Regions from separate parts of the Homo sapiens genome. Here region 1 is linked to region 2. Evidence: chromatin loops called from intact Hi-C (ENCODE). Cell type or tissue: B cell. All regions are shown on one strand. Links, peaks and the distances in the headings refer to the core of each region. The heading gives the core; the rest is flanking DNA.

Region 1 (11,184 bases), core at 2,004-10,003, 52 kb after region 2:
TCCATCCTGAATTAATTTTTGTATAAGGTGTAACTCACTATTCCTATTCAACATAGTGTTGGAAGTTCTGGCCAGGGCAATCAGGCAGGAGAAGGAAATAGAGGGTATTCAATTAGGAAAAGAGGAAGTCAAATTGTCCCTGTTTGCAGATGACATGATTGTTTATTTAGAAAACCCCATCATCTCAGCCCAAAATCTCCTTAAGCTGATAGGCAACTTCAGCAAAGTCTCAGGATACAAAATCAATGTGCAAAAATCACAAGCATTCTTATACACCAATAACAGACAGAGAGCCAAATCATGAGTGAACTCCCATTCACAATTGCTTCAAAGAGAATAAAATACTTAGGAATCCAACTTACAAGGGACGTGAAGGACCTCTTCAAGGAGAACAACAAACCACTGCTCAATGAAATAAAAGAGGATACAAACAAATGGAAGAACATTCCATGCTCATGGGTAGGAAGAATCAATATCGTGAAAATGGCCATACTGCCCAAGGTAATTTATAGATTCAATGCCATCCCCATCAAGCTACCAATGACTTTCTTCAAAGAATTGGAAAAAACTACTTTAAAGTTCATATGGAACCAAAAAAGAGCCCACATTGCCAAGTCAACCCTAAGCCAAAAGAACAAAGCTGGAGGCATCATGCTACCTGACTTCAAACTATACTACAAGGCTACTGTAACCAAAACAGCATGGTACTGGTACCAAAACAGAGATATAGACCAATGGAACAGAACAGAGCCCTTAGAAATAATGCCGCATATCTACAACCATCTGATCTTTGACAACCCTGACAAAAACAAGCACTGGGGAAAGGATTCCCTATTTAATAAATGGTGCTGGGAAAACTGGCTAGCCATATGTAGAAAGCTGAAACAGAAACAGATCTTAAGTTGAGAATTTTTGACGGCAGGCTCCCTTCTGTTGCCATTCTGCTTAGGCTCAGCAACCATCTGAGTATTCCTCATTTAAGAATCTCAGTACCCCAGAGCAAAGAGCAGAGAAAAGGTGAGGGTTTTTGCAAAGAGGGACAATTTCAGACCTCAGACCATTCCTAGGAAGAACAACAGAATGAGAAATAGAATTCCCTTGCTTTCTCATCATCCCTCCAATTCTGATGCTCAGGAACTACATCCACATCGTATAAACAGAAACAAACCTTCTGGCAGACTTGTATGTCTCTACTATCAATAAATTCTAGAGTTCACAAATACTAGAATCACCACTGACTTCTATGGAGCAACACATAATTTTTTTAAAGAGTTTAATTCTGTACCCATTGTCCATTCACTGGCTCTTGCACATGAGGATATTAATAACTGTCCAAGTTTTTAACAAAATGTTACCCAGATAATCTATTTCACTTTATAACATAAAGAACTTCTTAATAAGAAAATAATCTTTTCACCTGAGTATCTCTAACCCCTGTCACTGCTGAAGAGAAACATGTTCTAAAACTAGAGTGGCAGGAGGGAAGCAAGTACATTAATTTAGTTCTCACCTGAAGAAAATCAGAAAGAAAGAAAAAAACTTGAATCACTAAAGTAATACTTTTCAAACTTTTTGACTACCACCCACAAGATAATATATTTTATGTCATGAACCAGTAAATAATCAAATATGTGTTTATATAAATGTAATATAAAATGATTATTCTCCTTACTATGAGGTATGCCCAGTGATTTTTTCAAAAATTCTAATCTATTTGAATTTTTTTAATGTTTATCAGAAATCAGTAAATTTTTTGCCTCAGTTAAAATAAATCCCTAGAGAAGATTTATCTCACTCTGCATGACACTTGGCACAATTTTTTAACTTAGCAATTAATAAAATAACTTCAGTAATACTAACCATGAATGATTTTTAATGTTCTAAGGAACATATCCTCCCACATGATCAGTTACTAATAATTTTTCATAGAATAATACAATAGCATTTTTATCCATGAATATTACTACTTAGCATTCTTCTTACAGAATATATTTCATTAAAAGTCCCCAAAAGTCAATGCAATTGCCTGGGTGCAGCAGCTCACGTGTAATCCCAACACTTTCAGAGGCCGAGGCGGGCGGATTACTTGAGGTCAGGAGTTCGAGGCCAGCCTGGCCAACACAGTGAAACCCCATCTCTACTAAAATACAAAACAAGTAGCCAGGTGTGGTGGTGCATGCCTGTGGTCCCAGCCAATCGGGAGGCTGAGGCAGGAGAATCACTTTAACCCAGGAGGCGGAGGTTGCAGTGAACCAAGATCAAGCCTCTTCACTCCAGCCTGGGCAACAGAGCTAGACTCTGTCAAACAAACAAAAAAAAAGGTCAGTGCAACTGACATATCTATGGCCAGCCCACAGCCTTCCATCTAAAAGTGATCACCCCTTTTTGTCCCCACCCACACAAGTTAGGAGGAGGCTCCTACATGGAGCTGACATCCAAGATCTAAGGTACATACCTGACAATATAGGAACCAATATTTTGGCTAGAAGCTAAGTCATATTAATTCCTGAATAAGAGTAAAAGTTCACTAACTCCTGCTACAGAAGCTGCCTTTTCTGAGGCCCATTTCAAGGTTTTTGGTTTTTAGTCTGGTTTTTTTTTTTACTCACCATTTTTAAGCTAGTTTAAGTTTCTGTTAACTACTTGAAATTGAACAAATTAATTCTGACAACAGTTCAAAAGGTCAGGTACAATTAACCAGATAAGTTAATTCCAAGTAATAAAGACACTTTCCACAGTCCACATGTTCATAATAAGAAAACAAAACAGGCAGTTACCATGCAAGTGTATTTGAGTACTGTGTTCTAAGATGTTACTTTTTACTGTCAGTTCAAAAGGTATAATCAATTCACTGAATTCCATATTTTGCCTCTTATTTAAAAATTTTATTTTGTTATATTAACTATTATTCCTAATTAATTCCCTGAATTTTTTAGTCTAACTTCAGAAGACAATCTCTCTACACATTTTCATTGAGACATTTAAACCATTTAAACCACCCATCTGTCCTCTCATTTGCACAGATATTTAAACTGCACACTACCCATCTGTCTTTCTAGCTGGTGTAAAATGATTCACTAAACATACAACACTCAACTCAGTAAGATTTTATGCTCCAAGATAACATTAGAGAAGTTAAGAATTTCCCAGATACCTTTTTCTTTATTAAATATAGTATATGACAAACAGCCTGAAGTCATTAGAGCCAAAATTTAATCACCAACAGCTTACCAATGGTCATTAATAACAATTACAAAAATATTTACTGCCTTTGGAAATATCCAATGCAGAATCTATTGTATTAAAATAATAATAATAAATTCTCAAAACCACTTTCAGGTTTAAAACCAGATTTCAGGTTATGTTTTGACAGATTTTGGGGAGGAGTACTCCACAGCTCACATACACTTCTACATTTGGTTATAAGGCATACTTATGCATGCACATTATCAATCAATCTGTTATCTCCTTCCCTTGCAGGTAAAAACAAAGAGTTTTAAAAACATGCTCACTTACCATGATTTGGAAAGGGATTCTATGTTACTTTTTACTGATTTGTTTTAAAATAAATGTTTAGGGTGCTATACAGGATACATAAGTCAATTTCAGAAATGTTAATACCATATAAAAACCAATGTTACAAATAAAAATTTTAAAATTCCTTTTACTTAACAAAATTATTGCAAAAAATAACCTAATACAATTCTATTTACTTCGAAATATCTTAGATCACTAATATACTTTCTTAACTTTTAAATAAATGCATATGCTCTTAAAATTAACGTGAAGTACATAGAATGAAAAAATTCTTATTTTTCATTCAACAGACACAGTATCCTATCTTTGTTTTGTGTGCTTTTTTTCTTTTTTCTTTAAATGATGACAGGCATTGGAGCAGGGCATGAGTGTTCTACATGTCAATCAACAAGGAGGAAAACATCCAATTTTTCCTCCTCCACATAATAAAATTCACAAAGAGATTAAATTATAATTTGTTTGCCACAACTTGTTGACAAATCTATTTAATGTTTTGTAATAACAGAATGCATAAACAACATATCATGCCATCAACAATATTATGAAGCTAGCAAAACTCAATTATGTAAGTTTGACATTTACAAGAGAAAGGCTAGACTACTCATTAAGCTAGTCTAAAAAGTCACTTTTTTTATTATAAACTTCTGAAGTGTTTGCCATTTGCGAATTATGGTAGAAACCTGCTGATAATAAATAAGAAGTGATTATTTTCTAAAAATAAAGTGCCTACAAGTAGACTCTGCTTTGATTTGGATAACTAAACATTCCACCACCTTACAATTTTCCTTTCTTTCAGAACATTCCTTGTTAATATGGTTTGGCTCTATGTCCCCACCCAAATCTCATCTGGAATTATAATCCCTATAATTCCCATGTATCAAGGGAAGGACCAGGTGGAAGGTGGTTAAATCATGAAGGGGTATTTTTACCCCCATGCTGTTCTTGTGATAGTGAGTTCTCAGAAGATCTGGTGGTTTTACAAGGCAGTTTTCCCTACTCTTGCTCAGTCTCTCTCACCTGCCACCATGAAGTCATGCCTCTTCCTCTTCCACCATGATTGTAAGTTTCCTGAGGCCTCCCCAGCAATGTGGAACTGTGAGCCAATTAAACCTCTTTTCTTTATAAATTACCCAGTAATTATATGTCTTTATAGCAGTGTGAAAACAGACTAATACGCTGCTCAATTTCACAATTTTACTTATTACTCTACACTCGCTATCCTAGGCACACTGAGTATGAAGAAAATGAACAGGAATTCATCTTAACTTATAGTTACTTGGGTCAAATGTATACACATGTTTTTTTCACATGGAAGTTAAATTCAAGTGTGATATGTAGAAACAATGAAGGAGCTACCTTTTTTACTCAGTGTGGTTCTGACAAGAACAATGTTAAAAAGTCAGTACTAGTCTCAGCTTTTCCTTTGATTAGATGTGCAGCCCCAAGCAAAACATTTAATCTAAATTTTAGTTTCTGATTTTTAAACATAGGAATTAAATTATCTGCCCTTTCTAATTCACTGGGTTGTAATGTAGATTAAATGGCAGAAAACTGACAAAATGCAGTTAATAGCAAAGGCTAAATAAAGCACAGAATTTGGAAAGACAAAAAGAAAATGTTTGTGTTTATATGCTCCTATAAAGCATTAAAAACAAAAATAGGTATGGCCAGGCACAGTGGCTCACATCTGTAATCCCAGCACTTTGGGGGACTGAGGTGGAAGGATCATGAGGTCAGGAGTTTGAGACCAGCCTGGCCAATATGGTGAAACCCTGTCTCTCTTAAAAAATACAAAAATTAGCTGGGCGTGGTGGTGCACACCTGTAGTCCCAGCTACTTGGGAGGCTGAGGCAGGACAATCACTGGAACCCGGGAGGTGGAGGTTGCAGTGAGCCGAGATCGCACAACTGCACTCCAGCCTGGGCGACAGAGAGAGACTCCATCTCAAAATAATAATAATAATAATAATAATAATAATAATAATAGGTATATACATATCTTGCTACTTTTAATAAATTTCCTGGCATAAGAAAATTTGATTTATCAAGAAACATTTACTAAACATTTTATGGGTTTTGAACTGTTCAGAGAACTGAAATAGTGATACTTTATTTAAAAATTCAATATAAAACACCTTTAAAGAGCAAGTTCTCAAACTCTGTGTAATATAATTTCCTTGCATATAGTGATTGCTACATTCAATTGATCCACAGTCTTCTAACAACCTGTAAAGTGAATGATGTACCATGTCCAAATCTACATTCCATAATTTCCTAATACTGTGAATGAGGGAGTTCTGGGTAGCTGGGATATGGCAGCAGCATAATTCTGAATCTCCCACATATTACCCAAAAATATAATAAAGAACAAAATGAAAAACATAACTCATACCCTCAGCATAACAGGCACAGAAAGTCCAAATTTTAAATTGGCTATGAGTAGAAAAGTAAACACCAAATCTCTACAAATGATCTCTCCCCCTCCCAAAGCAAGCCTTTACGAAGACCAAATGCTGTTGGGTGGGTTGGTTGGAGGTGGGTGTTGGGGGGTGAGGCAGGGGTCGGGGTGAAGAGAAGAAACAGCAGAATGCTTAAGACTGATCTAAAAACAACCATCAGAAAAAGAAGGTCTGCTCTACTTGTGAAAATACTGAAAAACTGTAGTGGTAGATCACAGCAGTGACAGCAATGTAAGAGTTAAAGAAAAGAGGAAGTGAGATACTATGTCTCATCTACCAAATTGAGAAACACTCTGTTGGCGAGGATGTGGAGAAAAAACATTCATACATTTCTAGTAGAAATGCAAATTGGTATAATCCTTATAGAAGGAAATTTGGCAATATCTAACAAAATCACATGTAAGTATACCTTTTAACCCAGCCATCACACTTCTTGGAATTTATATCACACTTTTGGGAATTCATATCTCCAATCACACACACAAACACACACACATACAAAACACATACATAAGGTTATTTATAGTAGGAGTACATATAATTAGAAAAATCAGAAATAAGCTATATGTCCATATGTAGGAAAGGGCTTAAATAATCTTAAAATAAAGTGGCATGCAGCTGTTGAAACGAATGAAAAAACGAGCAAGAGACTGTGAGGACAGAAAAAAAAAAAAAAAAAAATGAAAAAACTGTCTACCAACTCAAATGTTGTCATTTTCAAGATGCATTATCAATGGAGAAGCAAAGGAAAAAGAATATTATATAATCGTAGTTTTGTGTAAGAAAGAAAGGAAAATAAAAATGATTGAGTTCCCTATATGGTTTTGAACAGTATTAACTTTTGGAATCACTAAAGTTTCACATAGAAATAAATAAACAAAATTAACAAGGATAAGAGGGAGGGGGGAAAATAAAATGAGATACAACAGAAACAAATGAACCAAACTGTATTTCCAGTGAATAACACTAACCACACTAAAAGGAGTAGGGAAGTAACTTTGTAAAAAACTAAGTAACTTTGGAAAACAGTATTTGATTACAATAGAAAGCTAAAGACAAAAAAAGCTTTAAACAAATACCAAACTGTAGTCTTTAAGTTTCATTTTTCAGAGGCATGAGTTAGCAATACTGAAATTACTTTCTGTGTATTCTAGCATTTGAGCAAGTAAGTAAAATATTGTGAACAACAGAAGCTAGGTTTCTCACTGCCAGAGAAAGCAGTTGCAAATATATAAATAGGAAGAGGAGGAATAAACTGTATGGTATTGGACTAGAATTTGAAGTATCAATGTGAACCCCTCAGTGTATCCCTAGACAGACCAATAGATAACAGAAGAAAGCACAGGTGTACATGAATGTGTACGTGTTGCTTATTTCCTGTGTCTGTCAATTAACAGGACCTAGAATAAGATACTCCACTAGCAATGAGCACACCAATGGCCAGATACTGTTTTCCAAATATAATTCTCCACTAAAAGGAACTAGGGTTTCATAGAGAAATGGAACCTGAAGTAGGAAAAGTATAAGATGAGCCAGAAAATACGTATTCAATGAATGATAGGAATGTGTCAAAAGGACAGAGGAGCCAGTTTGAAGTGGCTCCCACTGGCCAAATCCGAGCATGATAGTATATCATTATGATAGTATAAAATTATAATCCATGAATAAAAATCAGAATCTGTGAGTTCATTCTAATACATTAAATTAATACATAAATTTAAAAAATAAACAGGAGGGGAAAGCCCTTCCTTATATTAAAAACAAATTAATAAATGTAAAAGGAATAATTGAATTAGAAAATTACCATTTCACAATTGCCATAATAATAAATGATTTAGGCAGGAACCATTGATAGACATAAAAACTAGTGGGTGAAAATCTGAAGAGTAACACCGTATTTACATAGCGTCAACGTTTTCCCTACAATACTTATTAACAAAAAGAAAAATGAAAATGTAACTTAAGTGTGGAGAAATCAAGCGTATACCACCTTACTCCAATGATCAAATTAATATCCAATAATGGGATGAACTGACATCATGGACCTGATATAAAGCACCAACAACAGAACATCATTTCTATGGTATTCCTATGAAAAATAAATAAATATTATGCAGAAAAACAAATCAAGGAATACTCCATAAAATAACTGTTCTATACTGCTCAAAAATGTCAATGTTTTGTGAACCATAAAGACTATTAACTGTTCCAGTGTAAAGGCAACTAAAAAGATATGACAACTGAATAAATATACATTTACGTTTTTATATTTACACATACACACACATGCATATATATGTATGCACCACATACAGAGACAGAAAAGCATAAAGCAAATGTGGTAAAATGTGAACATTTGGGAAACATGAGTGAACGGTATATGGGAATTCTTTCTACTATTCTTTCAACATTTCTCTAGGACTGAAATGACGTTAAAATATAGTTAAAAGAAAGCTGTGAAAATTGGATCAAAATTTTAAAGTATCAGAATATTCATTGTATCTAAAGAACTGGTATTATTTAGCCTACAGATAAGAAACCTCAACAATTTGTTCTTTAAATATCAAAACACTGATTTCCTAGTTCAGAAAAGAAAATTTAGTTTTAATTTGTATGTCTCCTAGCAGGTATGTTTCCACTACACGTAATATTAACACACAAAGAAGTCACACTGAAAAAAAAAAGATTTAACTCTACTTTAGAAGACTAGTCGAGTGTGTGGAAGAACAACATTTACAGAAAATTTAGGGCATTCATCCTTTAAATGTTTATCTACAATCCATGGTGTCCTAGGTTATGTGAGGGATGCACAGTTATAGTCTCTTCCTAAAAGATACTGGATACGAAAATTAAAATGAAAGCTGACCAAATAGTCATCATGTTAGGATATGACTGTATCAAAAATGTAGAGATCATCATTAATTTAGCATAAACAAACACATACTAACCTCCAACTCCTAATATGTACTATGATACGAAAGGTATCTAATAAGTTGATGAACACACTTAACAAACTGGCTTAAAAGCTACATGTTATGCATAAAATATCTCTAGAAAAAGCAGATAATATCTGTTGCCTCTGGAGGAAAAAAATGAATAATGAGTGGGAAAAAAAACTTTTTCATTGTATACTTAATGGTTTGTACCTTATGATTTTGAAATCTGAACCATATTAGTGTGAAGAGGGAGTCTGTGAACCCCATTTTTAAAAATTACTCTGAAGAGAACTTCCATAAGCTTTCACCAGCATATCTAACCTTTTTATCTGAATTTATATCTCTCCATCTCTCCTAAGCTATTACTATGAATAAACTGTCCTTGTTCAAAGTGAAGACTAATCTATTTATTGGGGTACTAGATGTATCCTCTCTCACCTACTCAGGGACATTTCTCCAGCAATTCTTCCTTCATTCCTGCTGCCTCAACTGTTTTTCCTTCCCTAGAAGTGCACTTCCATCAGTAAACAAGCTGTAATAGCTCCCAATCTTGAAAAAAAAAAAAAATCCTCCCTTTACTACACTTCTTCCAGTTAATTCCGTATTTCATTCCTCCCCTTTACCGCAAAACTGATACTAGTTATCTCCAGTTTCTTTTTTCTCCTTCTTTCTTAAACCCAGCCCATTTAGGGTTTTCCCTGTACTACTCCACTGAAACTTCTCTTGTCAAAATCACCAATAACCTACACTTTGCTAACTCCAAATCTTAATCCTCACCTTATGTTTTAGCAGTATTCAACCTAGTTGATCACTTGCTCTTCCTTGAAACCTATCTTCCCACATCTGTCTTCCAGAATAGTACATTCACTTAGTTTTCCTTTTACATTGGTCTTTTGTATTCTTTTTTTTTTTTTTTTCGCTGGAGTGCAGTGGCGCGATCTTGGCTCACTGCAAGTTCCGCCTCCCGGGTTCACGCCATTCTCCTGCCTCAGCCTCCCGAGTAGCTGGGACTACAGGCGCCCACCACCGCGCCCGGCTAATTTTTTGTATTTTTTAGCAGAGACGGGATTTCACCGTGGTCTCGATCTCCTGACCTTGTCATCTGCCCGCCTCGGCCTCCCAAAGTGCTGGGATTACAGGCGTGAGCCACCGCGCCCGGCCGGTCTTTTGTATTCTTTTTAACTCTTTATTTCGCTGACTTCTTAATGTTGGGCTCAGTCTTTGTTAAGACTCTTCTCTTTTTTATCTTCATTTATATTACTGGTAATGTCATAAAATCTCATGGCTTTAAATGACAATTAACATTTCATATTTATAGTTCTACTCCAGACCTCTCCCTGGAACTGCTGAACTAGAGATTTAATTCAACAGTTCCACTTGAGTATCTAATAAGACTCTAAAAACCAGTCTTCCCACATTTTTCCCATTTCAGTTAATAATAATGCCATTCTTCCAGTTGCTCAGGCCAAAAATCTTGGAATCAGTCTTTTCTTCTTTCTCTCACAAACTACATCCAATTCAATGGCAAATCCTCTACGCTTTTTTTTTTTTTTTTTTTTTTTTTTGAGACAGGGTCTTGCTGCTCTGTCAGCCCAGCTGGAGTGCAGTGGGGGCAATCTTGGCTCACTGCAACCTCCGCCTCCTGGGTCAGGCAATTCTGGTGCCTCAGCCTCCCTAGTAGCTGGGACTATAGGCGTGTGCCACCAGGCCTGGTTAATTTTTTGTATTTTTAGTAGAGACACGGTTTCACCATGATGGCCAGTGGCCAGGTTGGTCTTGAACTCCTGGCCTCAAGTGATCCATCTGCCTCGGCCTCCCAAAATGCTGGGATTACAGGCATGAGCCACCACGTCCAGCCCGCTCTACTTTCAATATATGGTAGATTTTCATTATTTGTGAAAGCTGCATTCCTGAATTTACCTACTGGGTAAAATTTCTTTAAAACCCCCAAAACAATACATGCATTGCATTCCAGGTCAGTTACAGGCATGCCATGTGCAGAGCAGCAAAAAATTTGAGTAAAGGCACAGGTTCTTAGCTGAGGTTGAACAAAGTTAGGCTCCACTTTTTGTTTCAGCTTTCACAACTGTAAACAATTTGCAGTCTATGTGGTGCAATTTTCACATTTTTGTGAATTTTGTTGGTGATTTCACTGTTTGAAACGGCTCTAGTGCCGAAGTATAATGGTCGTACACTCAAAAAGGCTGTGATGACCCTTTAAGAGAAGATACCTGTACTAGATAAGTTTCATTT
Region 2 (11,184 bases), core at 1,017-9,016:
ATTACATTTCAGATTTCTGTTTGGCAGGGGGTCGGGGGGGTACCCAAATTATTAAGGTAAACATCTAAATTTCCCATTTCATTTTATCTTATTAAATACCTCCCAATAAAAACTTTGGGAATCAACAATTTGGAATGAATCAAGTAAGTACAGATAAACAAATTTTCTAAAAATTTTATACTAGGCTGTTGATGTAAAACTTGAATCAAGTATAATAATGAATTTTCCTAAGTATCTGAACCACAAATTGGATCCATATGTTAGATTTTATTAAACTATAAAGGAAGAGTTTTGACACCTTTAGGTAAGATTGGTTCAATAAATATTTTTATTTTAAATTCCAAATATTTTTAATTTGAGAATGCAAATATAATCAATGCCTTTTGTCTATGAATTCTTACCTTGTACAGCTCCAGTTTAAAAAAGAAACAGAGGAAAAGTTCACAAGTCAGTAGTCAATAAAAATGGAAACCTGGAGAGTAAAGCAGGAGAGAAGAGGGAAGTGGGTCATATCATAGTACCCTGTGTCAAGCAGGGGAGTATGGGAAAAGTGAAAGAAGAGGGAATGAAAAGCTTTTCTTACCTCAGACCCTCTTCTTCATCTCCTTTTTCCTACTCCCTTTTTGTTTGTCCTTTTATCTGCCTCTCATTCCTGTATTTTCTTTCTCTTCTGTTCTTTACCTTTCATCTTCCTCACCTTTCTTTACTGATCTTCTTCCTTCCCTCACCTGTTTCTTTTGCTACCTTTCTCCTGACACATATCTCCTTTTCCCTCTTTCTTAATTCTTCCTTAATGGCCTTAGCAACAAAAAACTGGGGGAGAGAAAAGAGTTCCCATCAAAATTAAATTTTAATTAGGACAGAGTAATTTATCCCCTTGCCAAAAAAAAAAAAGTCCTTTGTGGAATAAGAACAACGCTCAGGCTCCATAAAAACTGTGCCTTATTATAAAGAAACAAACAAGAGCCATTTAACTACCAGAGTTTCAGAAAGTAGTTATTTGTTTTTTGTTTTTGTTTTTGTTTTGAGATGGAGTGTCAATTTTGATTGATGGGGCAATCTCGGCTCATGCATCCTCTGCCTCCTGGGTTCAAGCGTTTCTCCTGCCTCAGCCTCTCGAGTAGCTGGGATTACAGGTGACACCACCACGCCTGGCTAATTTTTGTATTTTTAGTAGAGACGGGATTTCACCACATTGGCCAGGCTGGTCTCAAACTCCTGACCTCAGGTGATCCAACTGCCTCAGCCTCCCAAAGTGCTGGGATTACAGGCATGAGCCACTGGGCCGGGCCAAAAGTAGCTATTTGTAATGACTAAGGTTCTGGAGACTCTTAGGTTAACCAAATCTCTCAAAAGACAACTAAAGCTTTTTCTTACCAACTGGATTCCATCTCTACCTAACCTTCTTAGTCCTTTGTTCACTGACTTCTGAAACCAGGTGTCTTTCATAATCCATATCCTACTTTACTTCAACTCCTTCCAAGTTACATGCCTAACCCATATCCTCCTTGTCCTTGCTAAACCCTGTAGCCACCACCATTCCTGGCTATACCACAGAAAAGAAATGAGTTCTTCTTTCCAAAATTTCAAGAGCTTTTCCCAAGCCTTCTCCTCTATTCTAAATTATTTTTTCCTATATACTTATCTTAACCTAAATTACTTTTGAAAAGGGAAGAGCTAGGCTTACACAAATTTGTGAAATGGGCTAAATTAATCATCAGCAACTTCTCACCTTCCCTTCCAGCACTATGCCCCTCACTAGCCTGCCTATCAGAATAAAGACTACTTCAAAGTATCATTTCACATGCTTGTGCTATCTACTTCCATGCTGATTTCACCGCTCCTGCATTCCTCAAGCCCCTGAATTGAGGTACATATTAATGTCTGATGATGCTTAACATGCTACTTCTCCAAGAGGCATTCAGAATTTAATAAGGATCTTTAAGACAAAAATCCTTTGCCCAAAAGTCATTATTTTTCAACCACAAGAGATCTGAAGAATACAACACTTTGTTATCAAAAATAATAGCGAACTATAGTTTCTCAGTAAAAGAGAAAGAATAAGAGGTACATAGTCCATAGAAGAAACGTAATAATAATGGTTAGAGAGTCGGTAACAGAGAAAAGTAAGTATGGCATATATGGTTTAAAAAGCTCCTCCTTCTCCCAGATAATTCTGAAAAGATAGCCATAGAAAGCTCAACACACAATCTAACACATACACACACACACACACACACACACACACACAGAGAGACAAGTTAAGCATGCTTTCATTTTGGTCCTATGCTAAGTTAGAACAATTTTTTTCTAAATTTTTTCATTGAAGTACAAGATGAATATAGCAAAGTTTACAAATCAAAAGTGTGCAGGTTATAAATTTTTGCAGATTGAAAAAGTCCCTGTAACCAGAACACAGATCAAGAAACAAGTCACTGTCTATACTCTAGAAGTGTCTTGTGTGGCCCCTTTCAGTCACTACACCCACCCTACCAAGGGGAACCACTATTCTAAAATCGAATGTCATTGATTACTTTTACATTTTTTTGAGCTCCATATAAATGGAATCACAGAATATGTAATGTCTGGTGTCTTTTCACTTAGCATTATTTTTGTAAGATTCAGCCATACTGCTGCATGTAGTTGTAATCTGTTCATTTTCATTACTGCGGAGTATCCCATTGGGTAAGTATCCCACAATTTATGTATTCTACTGTTGACTGACATCTGGACAGTTTCTAGCTGGGGTCATTATAAATTGTGCTCCTGTGAATATTCTTGTACATGCCTTTTTGAGAGCATATGTATGTATTTCTATTGAGTATATATCCAGGAGCAGATATACTGAGTCACAGGGTGTACACATTTCCTTCTTTAGTAGACACTGCCCAATAGGCTTTCCAAAGTAGTGGTTGTGGCTAAGATATTTTAGAGGACATAGTTCATTCTGGCCCTGCTTAAATAACACAGTATGCCAAATTTCTACTTTGCCTATCTATAAATGATAGCTATGTTAGTCAAGACTATCACTCTGCATCCTTTCCTTTCTGTCAGAATTATGAGTTTATTACTTTATCACACAGATACTAGACTAATTTACCCCTATACATTAGCTTAGTGTTTTGTTTTTGTTTGGTATTTATATACAAGGAATATGTAGAGTGAGTCACACATTTAACTAAAAACTGCAACCTAAATGCTGATGGTTTCATTTTGCAATATCAAGCATGTTCAAAGAAAAATTTATCGAGTACCTACTCTTTGCCAGGTACTGTGTTAAGCAGTAAAAGTTTATATAGAAAATAATTATAAGAGATGCAGTAGGTATAATAATAGCATAAATGAAACCATTTGTGGATATTTACATTCTCAATACTCTCATCTACCTCTCAGACACTCCCTTTCATTTACTGAGGTATTTGTATTTGGCAAGTAGCTTAAGATTATTTTCTTTCCAGCTCAACCCCCAACAATATCATAAATGATTCTTATACCCAAGGCCTCAAAGTTCCTTGGATGGCTTCATCTCCAAGAGTACTCATCTAGGCTCAACTTCAGTAACTCATTCTACCATTTTTAACTTGGAACTTACCAGTCAGAATTTCTTCACTTGTAAGATTTCAGACCACACTTGATAGCTACTTACTCCAACTACACTTGTTCATAACTGAATTGATACAACCAGCCCAGGTAATACCCCCCAAATTTTTTTCCCAGGCCTTCAATCCTTATATCTTCCTTTCTTGTTTTGCTCTTCTTTCATAGCGTCATGTCTGTGATTACAACCAGTATCCATTCAGATTAGTAAGAGTTCATAGGGCCACGCACAGTGGCTCACACCTGTAGTCAATCTCAGCACTTTAGAAGGTCGAGGCAGGTGGATCACCTGAGGTCAGAGTTCGAAACCAGCCTGGCCAACATGGCAAAACCCAGTCTCTACTAAAAATACAAAAATTAGCCAGGCTTGGTGGTGGGCACCTGTAATCCCAGCTACTTGAGAGGCTGAGGCATGAGAATCTCTTGAACCTGGGAGACAGAGGTTGCAGTGAGCCAAGATTGTGCCACTGCACTCCAGCCTGGGTGACAAGAGCGAGACTCTGTCTCAAGAAAAAACAAAAAAAGTCCATGGTAGGAGCCAGACAAGGTAAACCCTTTAGGCAGGTCACTTAAAGAAATTTGTTGTTTAATCCTAAGCAAAAACAACAAATCTGGAGGCATCATATTACCTGACTTTAAATTATACTACAAGGCTAAAGTAACTTGTATTAGTCCGTTTTCACACTGCTAATAAAGACATACCTGAGACTGGGTAATTTATGAAGAAAAAGAGGCTTTACTCACAGTTCCAAGTGGCTGAGGAGGCCTCACAATTATGGTGGAAGGCAGAAGGCGAAAGGCACTTCTTACATGGCAGCAGACGAGAGAATGAGAGCCAAGCAAAAGAGGAAACCCCTTATAAAACCATCAGATCCTGTAACAATTATTCACTATCACAAGAACAGTATGGGGAAAACTGCCCTCGTGATTCAATTATCTCCAACCAGGTACCTGCCACAACACGTGGGAATTGTGGGAGCTACAATTCAAGATGAGATTTGGGTGGGGACACAGCCAAACCATATCATAACTAAAACTGCATGATACTTGTACAAATATAGACACAGATCAATGAAACAGAACAGAGAACCCAGAAATAAAGCCATCTACCTACAACCAACTGACCTTTGACAAAGTTCACAAAAATAAACAGTGAGGAAAGGCTACCCTATCCAATAAATGGTGCTCTGAAAATTGGCTAGCAATATGCAAAAGAATAAAACTAGACCCCTATCTCTCACCATATACAAAAATTAACTCGAGATGGATTAAAGACTCAAACGTAAACCTGAAACTATAAAAATTCCAGAAGAAAACCTAAGAAACACTCTTCCAGACATTGGCCTACACGAAGAATTTATGACAACAACCCCAAAAGCAAATGCAACAAAAACAAACATAGATAAATGAGACTTAAACTAGAAAGTTTTTATACATCAAAATAAATAATCAACAGAACAAACACACAATCTACAGTATAGGAGAAAATATTTGCAAGTTATGACTCTAACAAAGTACTAATATCCAGAATCTATAGGGAACTGAAACAACACAAGAAAAAAATGAACAACTCCATTAAAAAGTGGGCAAACGACATGAACACACATTTCTCAAAAGAAGACATACACATGACCAAGAAATATATGAAAAAAACCTCAACATCACTAATCATCAGAGAAATGCAAATTAAAACCACAATGAGATATCATTTTACGTCAGTCAGAATGGCTATGTTGAAAAAGTCAAAAAACAACAGATGCTAGTGCGGATGTGGTGAAAAGAAAATGTTATGCACTGTTGGTGGGAATGTAAATTAGTTAAACTTCTATGGAAAACAACATGGAGAATTTTTCAAAGAACTAAAAATAGAACTACTACTATTTGACCCAGTAATCCCACTACTGGGTATTATATCAAAAAGACACCTACACTCATATGTTTATTGTAATACTCTTCACAATAGCAAAGTCATGGAATCAACCTAAATATCCACCAATAGTTGATTGGATAAAGGAAATGTGGTATATATACCCTATGGAATACTATGCAGCCATAAAAAATAATGAAATAATGTCCTTTGCAGCAACTAGATGGAGCTGGAGGCCATGATCCATCATCCTAAGTGAAAAAACTCAGAAATAGAAAATCAAATACCGTATGTTCTCACTTATAAGCAGGGGCTAAATAATGGGTATATTGGACATAAAGCTGAAAATAATAGACACTGGGGACTCCTAAAGGGCGAAGTGGGAGAAGCGGAGGGGGTTGAAAATTACCTATGTGGTACAATGTTCACTATTTGGGTGATGGGTATACTAGAAGCCCAAACCCCACCATTATACAATATATTCATGTAACAAACCTGCACATATACCTACTGAATCTAAAATGGAATTAAATTTTTAAACAAACCTTTTTTTTAAAAAAAGTAAAAGCCTTCCAAAGAATAGGGAAATTATGCTAAGTGTGGTCAAGAAATTTGGTGTTTCACCTGAAAGTCATAAAAAGCCACTGTACCCATTCTTGTTGAGACCACTATAACCAGACTGGCTGATGTGAAATTTTAAAAGATAACTTTGGCTAGAGTAGAGAGCAGGTTCGAAGGAAGCCACTGTAGATGATGATAGACAAGTTTAACAGTTCATTAATTTCTAATTGCATTTCTTAATCATTATTTTCATTACTAGTGGCTTGAAAAGTTTTTAAATATCTTACAAAAATTTATATTTAATCTATTATGAATATCTTATTCATAATCTTTGTCCATTTTTAATTGGTGCATTACTTTTTTCTAAACCAATTTGGATGATCTACTTATATATTTACAAACATTAATACTTTGTCACAAGAGCAGTACATATTATTCCCAGTTTTTATCCTGCATTTTAATTCAGTTTATTTTCCAACATAGGAAAATGTTCAGTAATATTTTCTTCTAGTAGTTTTGTGGCTTTTTAAAAATATTTGAGTATTTAATACATCTGAAATTTCCTCTTTATGTAGCATAAGTTTAAAATCAAAATTGATATTTATCCAACATAAAAAGTTTTGTTTTCCTCAAAATATTATTTTATTTATATATAAGTATATATATGATACATATATAAATACATATACATTGGAGTTTACTTCACCGAAGTATTCTTCTCTATTAGTCTGTCCGAAGATTGTTTCTTAACTATGTGGTACCCTTCCAGCTGTTCAAATGTTTTTTTTCTAACATCACCAGTATGACAGCATTAATTCAAGTTTCAAAAAGAAGACAGATTTAAACATCTGAATTTGTTTATATTCTTCTTACAGTCCTCTGACAACATATACCATATAGTTAAATATAGAATAGAAGTGTAACTGATACTTTGGAATGAGTTGTTTCTCCTTCCAAGGAACAAATGATTTTTTTACACAACCTTGAGAATTTTCAAGAAAACTTAGCCTCTACTCTCAAAGATCTCTAGATACACTGTGATAGAGAAAACCTTTCCTTAGTTTCAGATCACATCCTTCATCTGTGATTTGCGAAGTAAACCGATGATTTAAAAAATTAACAGTGGATCCTTAAGCTTTTAAATATGTATAATGAGAAACAACTTTCTGCACAATACTATAATAAAAAAAAGGATTTAAAATTCATCTGGTACCAAATGAAGCAATAAATCATAACATTCACACATTCTCTTTATAAAAACTTTCAGTTAAAGAAATTAATGTCATAAAATAATTATCAAAATTCAAGACACAAGATTTTGGAGACAAAAACATATAAATCCTTCACTACATACATTGTCAAAAATCTACCCACAATTAAGCCGCCAGATAGAACATCTTCAAACATAATTGTTTTGTTTGTTTTCTAACACAGGGTCTGGTTCTGTTGCCCAGGCTGGAGAACAGTGATGTCATCTTGGCTCACTGCAACCTCTGCCTCCTGGGCTCAAGCCATCGTCCCACCTTAGTCTCCTGAGGACTACAGGCACGTGCCACCACACCCAGCTAATTTTTTACTTTTTGTAGATACAGGGTTTCTCCATGTGGCCCAGGCTAGTCTAGAACTTCTGAGCTCAAGCGATCCACCCACCTTGGCCTCTGAAAGTACAGAGATTACAGGCATGAGCCAGCCACCACACCTGGCCTTCAAATATAAATTTTTTTTTTTTTTTTTTTTGAGACGGAGTCTCGCTCACTCGCCCAGGCTAGAGTGCAATGGCGCCATCTCGGCTCACTGCAAGCTCCGCCTCCCGGGTTCACAGCATTCTCCTGCCTCAGCAAATACAAATTTTAAAACAAATACTACACAGTTTAATAGAGAGATTAGCAACCAAATTGTATAGGCTGGAATGACTTTTTTCAGGTTGAAGAAAATGAAATTATTTTTAAAAATCGTAACAAAATGACTTGAACATGTTATGTGATGGTTTATATGCCAAGTAATTACTTTTGATTGATTTATTAATATTTTTTAATGAGCACCCAAAAACTATTGTATAGGCAGAAAAAAGAACTATTAATCTATGAATAGAAATTTCTTTAGCAATTTCATTCTTAACAGCTATTATTTCGTTATAGCAATGTAAGGGAAGGAAAAAGGTTTTTAAAAAATTTTTTAACAGTTATTACAGCAAATTAGCCATGCATTTAAATATCTTTTATTCCTTTTTCCGGTAATTAAATTTCTGTTCAGTTTCTCAAACAATATATCCGCATTAAGCTACATCATCATAGTCCAAAGTTTTTGTTTTTTAATTAACACAAAACGAACGCCAGGTAATACTACCTCTATCAGGTAAACAGTTAATCTAAAAATGAAAATCAAAGGAAGAAAATCTAATTGGTATATAAATAATAATGAAATTGTTCTCAATAAACTAAAATGTTTTACTACATTTAACCTTTTCTGCATGAACTTGCTTAAATCACTTAACTTTCTCTCTGCTTTCATTTTTTGTCTTTATCTGGAGTGGTATTCCAGTACTCTCAATTTTCTCGAAAATGTACATTTGGGTGTCAATCAATTGATGTCTAAATCATGACAAAAGAAAAAAAAATCCACTGATACCTGAATACAAAGAAAAGAAAACAAACTGAAGACTGAGTGTTAAATACTGAAGCCTAAGGAATATTAATGATTAATTTCATCAGAGTACTTAGTTCTATCTGATGTTTTCTTGTTAATCATTTGTTTATTGCAATTTTCTGCTTGCTGAATGTAGATCTAAGAGTGCAGAGACTCTGTCTACTATTCCAGGTTATCTACATCCATGGCACTAGATACTTACAGAAGTTGGTTAACTGTGGCCGGGCCCAGGGGCTCACTCCTATAATCCCAGCACTTTGGGAGGCCGAGGCGGGTGGATCCCTAAGTCAGGAGCTCAAGACCAGCCTGAACAAGATGATAAAACCCCGTCTCTATCAAAAATACAAAAAAATTAGCTGGGTGTGGTGGCAGCACCTGTAATCCCAGCTACTCGGAAGGCTGAGCCCAAGAATTGCTTGAACCCAGGAGGCAGAGGTTTCAGTGAACCGAGATCCCGCCACTGCACTCCAGCCTGGGCAACAGAGTGAGACTCCATCTCAAAAAAAAAGAAAAGAAAAGAAAAGAAGTTGGCTAATTGTGTTTAATGAGAAGGCAGAGGAGGGAGGAAAAAGGTGGAAGAGACAAAAAAAAGAGGGAAAAAGGAAATGGAGAAAAAGGGGAAATAAAAGGAACAAAAACCAAATGTGCATTAAGCACCTTCCTAATTGTATCTGGAGCTGTATATTGTTTTTACATTCATTCATAAATACATCCAACAATCCTATGAAGTGTATATTATTAATTAGATTTTACCGATGAAGACATTGTAGTTTAGCGGGTGAAAATCCACCTAAAGGCAATTAAACCCAGGATAATGTGACTCCAATTCCCACAATTTTTTCCACCCTACACCACTGTTAGAAAGATAGACTTTGAACAATACTGAGAGAAAGGGACCAAAGGAAATGGAAAAAACAGGTTTCAACTGGTAGAATGAATAAAATCATGGTATTGCATAAGATGGCAGAAAGGAGAATTGTTAAAAGGAAGTATTATGAGTATCAAAAGCTGTTATTTTCCATAACAGCAAATTTAAACATATATATATATTATTTTAGTAATGAATAATCTTAAGATATAATTGTACTTAGGGATTTTTTTCTTTCATTCAAATTAAACTATAAAAGTAACATTAAAATAATGGGATTATGTACTATTTTTTATAAAAATTGCATCATGTAAAAATTTAAACACAAACTTTAATAATGTATGAGAAAGGAAAAAAGCAGACTTCTAATAAACTAGTAACACTAAAAATATTTGAAAAATTAGCTGATCAACTCTAATAACGTCATAAAAGGGCTATTATAAAGGTAATGCATAAGTCGTAAGTTAATTACATGACAGTTTTTTAAAAAATGTTTTCCAATCTATTGTGGCTAAAAGACAACAATATTTCAAGTACAGAGAAGAGTAGATCACAAACATGCTTACCTATCATCTAAAAATTAATAGTTTGCATTTTTAAAAGGAAGGATTTATGCTTAATGAAAAAATAACATCAAGAACAGGGAAAAAAAGACCAGCAAAAAAGTAAGCACACACATTAACTTATTATTGTTTCTGTGATGTTTCATCAAATAATCAAATATTAGACAATACTAGTTTACTAAGTGACAAGCACTGTTCTGCATGCTTTAAATGTATAAACTTAACTATTCCTGCAACAAACCCAAGAGTGGGTAACACAGTAATCTCATTTTACACACTGGGAAATGGGGACAGAAAAAGTCCCATAACTTGGCTTATACCCTGCACTTACTTAAGTGGTGAGGCAAAGACTCAAACCAAAGAAGTCTGGCTCTATAGCTGGGGCTCTCCCTAGAGCAAAGATTCTATCACAACCACTCATTAGTCATTATCTCTGTAACTACTCCAGATTTTTTCACCCTGTTAGAATACCATTGCCACAATTACTTATTAATAAAGTGGGAAATACTTGATGAAAACAATTTTAACATTTAAACCATTTTAAAAATTGAGTTACATCAATTTTAACCTGCTTTTGAAATTCTGTACCTATTCATTTCATCTATAAACATTTACTGAGTATATATATAGGTACTGCTAAACACAAGTTTAAAAAATGTTTTAATGTATAAATACATACAAGTCAAAATTCAGCCAACTTTCAATTAACTGTTAAATCAATTACTTGTGCTTCATGTCTCCGACCAAATCCTGTAACAGCTTCTAAATCTCTTTGACCCACCTTTCCCAAAAAACCCCATTACATAATAATCCTGTGGTAAGTAATCATTAAGCGCTGTTGAATCCCAAGTGACTGAATAAATAAATCTGAGGAATTCTTTTTATTTGCATTAATCATAGTAGATATTTAATTCTTACCTAACTTTATCTTCTCTCTCCTTTTATTATATCCTTCTAGGGCTAGTTCACCCCTGGCCAGTTAGTTTATGCTAAGAAATTAAGAAATTCATAATTTAAAAGATAAATTTGAAATATATACATATAGTTTTTCCAAAACCAAATGGAAAATCTTATTTTTATTT

Evidence for each region. A loop is a pair of places that touch in the nucleus more often than their neighbours do. Peaks named below come from ENCODE experiments on the same cell type or tissue, not always from the same donor. Only the 100,000 strongest peaks of a DNase experiment are listed, where the experiment ranks them.
Region 1: a loop joins it to region 2, with 5 times the contacts of the local background. A loop is called at or near these places in 2 of 110 quality-filtered maps.

Annotation. Positions count from the first base shown.
Region 1 is chr5:108,854,259-108,865,442 of GRCh38, reverse strand. All of the region lies in intron 5 of FER (FER tyrosine kinase), which reads right to left. Among named protein-coding and RNA genes, the nearest start is that of FER, 110 kb to the right of the region's middle. In B cell, for the core only: no CTCF peak of the experiment used is centred there; a DNase peak (open chromatin) is centred at 6,312; H3K4me3 peaks cover 399 bases.
Region 2 is chr5:108,905,299-108,916,482 of GRCh38, reverse strand. The region is part of intron 10 of FER (FER tyrosine kinase); the gene reads right to left. Among named protein-coding and RNA genes, the nearest start is that of FER, 160 kb to the right of the region's middle. In B cell, for the core only: no CTCF peak of the experiment used is centred there; a DNase peak (open chromatin) is centred at 5,262.